Regions from separate parts of the Homo sapiens genome. Here region 1 is linked to region 2. Evidence: chromatin loops called from intact Hi-C (ENCODE). Cell type or tissue: heart left ventricle. All regions are shown on one strand. Region 1 overlaps SRCIN1 (SRC kinase signaling inhibitor 1). Region 2 has its middle 4.6 kb from the start of ARHGAP23.

Region 1 (2,500 bases), 160 kb before region 2:
GGAAAAGATGGTTTTAGAAAACAGACACAGATGGGCTTCTGATCCAAGGACCCACAGCCAGCCAGCAGAAACTGAGGAGTATGGGCACACAAGGAAGGCAGAGCCAGGGGCACCCAGGGACAGGGAGGCCGATTCCTTCACTAGCAGGGGAAGCAAAGGATCCCCTCTCCTAATTCGGGTTCCCAGAGCCTCTGCCTAGTTTGATACATATCTGGTCCCGGTTGACCTTTGTCCTCTGGCCTCCAACCTCCAAGCACACCGTGTGCTTCCCGACTGCAGCAGGCACCCAGCAGGATGGAGTCATCATGCACAATCGAAGGTGGCAGTGCCTCGGGGCTCCTCCTGGCTGACTTGGGCTCCTGTAGCATTGGCTGCAGAGGAGGGACTGGGGGAGCCTCATGCTGTGTGTTTGTGTGTGTGTGTGGGTGTGGCCTAAGGCAGGCAGGTCCTCCACCCTTCCAGCTGTCTCCATGCTCCTCTCCTGCTGCCCTGCCTAGCCCCATGTCCTGTGGGCTTGTGAGTTGGTGTCTTCACCCTGAGTGCCTCCTGCCCTCGCTTCCTGCCAGGGCTATAACCCAGCTCCTACCCCTGCCCAGGCAGTGGGTCGGGGCACACATGTGACAGCCTCTCAGGTCCCCAAGGGAGGGGTTTTGTCCAGCCTCCTTATCTCCACAGAGAGGGTTACAGGGACCTGATTTCCAGATCTTGAGTTTGGGGCTGGGGAGGACTCACATCAGGGGCCCCAGAGAGTTCTCTTCTCCCTTTCCTGAGCTGGTGGCTTCGTTCTTCCTCTACTTTGTCCATTTGCCTCTCTCCTTCCTTCTCCCTCCCTCTCCTCTCCTCTCCCCGTTCTCCTCCTTTGCAGATGACATCATGTGTGAATGTTGCCCAGGGGCAGCCAGAGGACAGAGTAGAGGGTTACATCCGGGGTAAAGATGCCAGTTGGGGACCGGCTTGGTGGCTTATGAGATGGTGTCACTAAGATGTTGGGATCTTAATTCTCATAATCAGTTACAGTGATCTCATGTAAAAGAATGTGGTGGAGGATAAAAATAAATGAGGCTGATAAATAAACGTAGAATTTGGAATTGTTCGGACAAATGACAACGTCACTCTTCCCAAGCACCTGTGCCGTCCTCCTAGCCGGCCACTGGGGGGCGCCCGCCACTTCCCGGCCACCCCAGCCTCAGGCCACTTTCACCTTCCGCGTTTCCCAGGCGGGGCAGGCTGAGCTGAGGGTGGCAGAACCCGCCTTCCTCACCCTGCCCTTCCCCTCATTCGGATTCTGGATTTCGCCAGTTCTTGGCATCTTCCCTGTGGCTTGAATCTCGGACTCAAAAAATATAGTCAGCCTTGCACACTGAGGTTCCTTGGAGAAAAGAGAAGCCCTGAGCCCCCTCCCTTATGTCTCTGGTTTCCCCAACCCCATCCCTGGGTTGGGGGGAACCTTCAGGCCCAACGCCCCTCCACCAGGGTATCCTAGCTTTGCTTCCCTTCCCCCAGAGTTCCCTGCCTCCGTCTCTCTCTATCGCAATGCCCCTATCCCTCTCCCAGCAGAACCCAGCCATGCTTAAGACCCCAGCCCGGGTCTCTCATGCCCTCCCTGCCTGGAACAGGACGCATTGATCTGTGCAGGGCTGGCAGGTGCCTGGATCCGCTTGCTAGATTGGAATCGATCCCTGTGTCTTTTCCCTGGGCTGCTCAGGTCCGAGGGGGGTCAGGGCCACTCCGAGGACTTGCTGATGGCTGGAACAGGCGTAGGGGTAACAGGGAGGTCAGGCTGCTACAAGCCCATCGCTGCTCAGGAATGTCTTTCATTGAAAGCAACCTACTTTGGCCTGGCGCGGTGGCTCACGCCTGTAATCCCAGCACTTTGGGAGGCCGAGGCGGGCGGATCACCTGAGGTCAGGCGTTGGAGACCAGCCTGGCCAACATGGTGAAACTCCGTCTCTACTAAAAATACAAAAATTAGCTGGGCATGGTTGTGGGCTCCTGTAATCCCAGCTACTCAGAAGGCTGAAGCAGGAGAATTGCTTGAGCCCGGGTGGCAGAGGTTGCAGTGAGCCGAGATCGCACCATTGCACTCCAGCCTGGGCCATAGAGTGAAACTCTGTCTCAAAAAAAAAAAAAAAAAAAAAACAGAAAATGAAAAAAAGAAAACAACCTACTTTCTCTACCATTGTCTTGCCAGCCTCTCACTTAGTGCCCAAAGGCAGAGTTTAGACGTTAACATCCCCATTTTACAAATTAGGTTCTTAGGCTCAGAGAGGGAAGATATTTGTTGACTGAATGAGTAAGTAAATTAATGAGGCTGGGTGTGTGTGGTGGCTCATGCCTGTAATCCTAGCACTTTGGGAGGCTGAGGTGGGTGGATCGCTTGAGCTCAGGAGGTGGAGACCAGCCTGGGCCACATGGCAAAACCCCATCTCTACAAAACAAAACAGACCACCAAAATAAGCTGGGCATGGTGGCACGTGCCTGTGGTCCCAGCTACTCAAGA
Region 2 (2,500 bases):
CGGGAACAGGAATGGAGGGCGGCAAGCAAAGTGATTCTAGGAGAAAGGTACCAAAGCAAGGGGCAGGGGCAACAAACAACAGAGGCTCTGGGATTTGGTGAGCAGGAGGAAGGAAATGGAAGAGTGCAGGGCAAGGCCAAGGCCTGGAATATCAGGTTGTCTAGGGTGTTCACAGAGAGAGGGGACAAGCCAGGCACGAAGTCCTTTGTATGTGAGATCCCAGTTAAGCCTCACAAAGGCCTGTGAAATAGATCTCAATCCTCATTCTATGGATAAGGAAAATGAGGCCCAGAGAACTCAAGTATCTTACCCAAGGCCACACAGGATTTGAACCCAGGCATTTGGGCTCCAGGGTCTATACACTTAACCCGCAGGCTGTGAGGCTGGTGGAATGGTGACAGGCTGCTTAAACCGTGGGTCCATCTTCTGAAAGAGAGGCTTGAGCTAGAGACTCTGGTAGTCCCTGAGACCAGGGGTGTGGTTCAGATTCTCCAGGGAGAGTGAAGAGTGAGAGGAACCCTGGCTTGGGGGTAGGCAGAGAAGGAGGAGGCAACAAGGACTGGGAGGAAGCAGGCAGCCAGAGAAGGTGGCACTGTGTGGGGCAGAGACAACAGCCTCGGGGGCCAGTGGGTGTGGGGGTCAGACTGTGCAGGGAGGAGGGGCCCCAGGGAGGAGGGAGTCGAATCTGCCCACTGAGCATTAACAGGAAGGGACAGGCGACAGGCAGGCAGCACAGGTGGGTGTGGACAAGGCAGGTGTCTGTTTGGGTGGGGAAGACTTCAGCAGGCTGTTGGGTTGAGGAGCAGGTGCCAAGGAGAGACAGCCGGAGGGGACGCAAGGAGGGCGTGATGAGCGGACTGGAGGAAAAGTATCTGGAGGGTGGGGCTCCAGAGGAGGAACCCAGGTTTATGATGTCCTCAAAGGAGCCCTGAATCAAGAATCTGAAGACCTGGGTTCAAATTCGTGCTGCACCCTCCCTGCGCCCCAGCCCCCAGTAGCTGTATGACTTTTGAGAACAAGTATATTCTCAGAACCTCAGTTTCACCCTCTGTAAGATGAAAACGATAAGGCCTTCTCGGCCTGCCTCTGATTTGAGGCTCACATTTGACAAAGAATCTGAAAAACTCTGTGAGCTGAAAAGGAAAAACCATAATGTATGAAAGGTGGGTTATGGGGCACGGGCACCTACACCTGGCCCCAGCTCAGGCCCTTCCACCAAAGGAGAAAGAGCATCCCCTGGTGGAGAAGGATGGCAGGGCAGGACTAAAGGGGACAGCGGTTCTTGCACTTTTATGGCTTCAGCCCCCAGGTCCTCTACTTGTCCCCCACAGGCAACACCCCCACCACAGTTTGTATCTCCAAAGCGAGAGGGGCCCCATTTAATCAAGTCAAAAGACATTTATTGGCCAGGCGCGGTGGCTCACATCTGTAATCCCAGCACTCTGGGAGGCTGAGGAGGGCAGATCACTTGAGGTCAGGAGTTCGAGACCAGCCTGGCCAACATGGTGAAATCCCATCTCTACTAAAAATACAAAAACTTAGCCAGGCGTGGTGGTGTGCGCCTGTAATCCCAGCTACTCAGGAGGCTGAGGCAGGAGAATTGCTTGAACTGGGGAGATGGAGGTTACACTGAGCTGCGATCATGCCACTGCACTCTTGCCTGGGCGATAGAATGAGACTCTGTTTCAAAAAAAAAAACAAAAAGCAAAACAAAAAATTAGCCAGGCATGGTGGCACGTGCCTGTAGTCTCAGCTACTTGGGAGGCTGAAGCAGGAGAATCGCTTGAACCCAGGAGTCAGAGGCTGCAGTGAGTCGAGATCATGCCGCGGCACTCCAGCCTGGGTGACAGAGCAGAACATCGTCTCAAAAAAAAAAAAAAATTATTGAGCACCTAGTACATGCAAACTGCTGTGTTGGGTGGTAGGGAGGGAACCGTCCCCATATTCCACGGAGGGCAACAAACACAGCAAAGGGTGCCTGGGATGGTGCTGAGATTGTGGTGCAAGCACAGTGTTGAGCAAAACAAGAAGGAGCCTCCAGTGACTAGGGGAGGAAGAAGGGGTCTTGGGAGGCAGGCAGGGTTTGTCCTAGACCTCAAAGCCCTCTACTAGCAAACGTCAGAGAAAGGAGGGAGAGGGTGGGGCACAGGCGCTGGCCACAGCCCCAGACATCCCATAGAGTGAACCTCACTGACCATATTTAATGATGGAGGGTGGGGCAATGGTCCACTCAAGATGATGCCAGTTCCCACTCATCCCTGGTGTCAGGTCTCCCAGGAATCCTGTGAGAAGAATCCCACCTGAACACCCCTTGGGGAGGGAGGCTGAAGACCCATGGCCAGGCTGGGGCCAAAGAGCTCTGGTAATCTGCCAAGCAGCTGGGGCCTACGCAGAAAACCTCTGGACAGCTGGCTACGGCGGGAGCGAGAGGCTGCATCTTGTCTGAGCTGGCAGCAGGGTAAGCTGGCAGCAGGGTAAGCAAGCCACACCCAGCGAGGCC

The links. Peaks named below come from ENCODE experiments on the same cell type or tissue, not always from the same donor. Only the 100,000 strongest peaks of a DNase experiment are listed, where the experiment ranks them.
Region 1: it touches region 2 in a loop (4-fold over the local background); 14 of 110 quality-filtered maps call a loop at or near these places.

The regions. Positions count from the first base shown.
Region 1 is chr17:38,583,188-38,585,687 of GRCh38, reverse strand. The region is part of intron 1 of SRCIN1 (SRC kinase signaling inhibitor 1); the gene reads left to right. Among named protein-coding and RNA genes, the nearest start is that of SRCIN1, 22 kb to the left of the region's middle. In heart left ventricle, a CTCF peak has its summit at 1,151 (motif pointing right); a DNase peak (open chromatin) is centred at 1,187; H3K27me3 peaks cover 371 bases.
Region 2 is chr17:38,422,577-38,425,076 of GRCh38, reverse strand. It overlaps a transcript of ARHGAP23 not described here. Among named protein-coding and RNA genes, the nearest start is that of ARHGAP23, 4.6 kb to the left of the region's middle. RefSeq lists an enhancer at 530-1,175. In heart left ventricle, a CTCF peak has its summit at 1,235 (motif pointing left); no DNase peak of the experiment used is centred here; H3K27ac peaks cover 567 bases.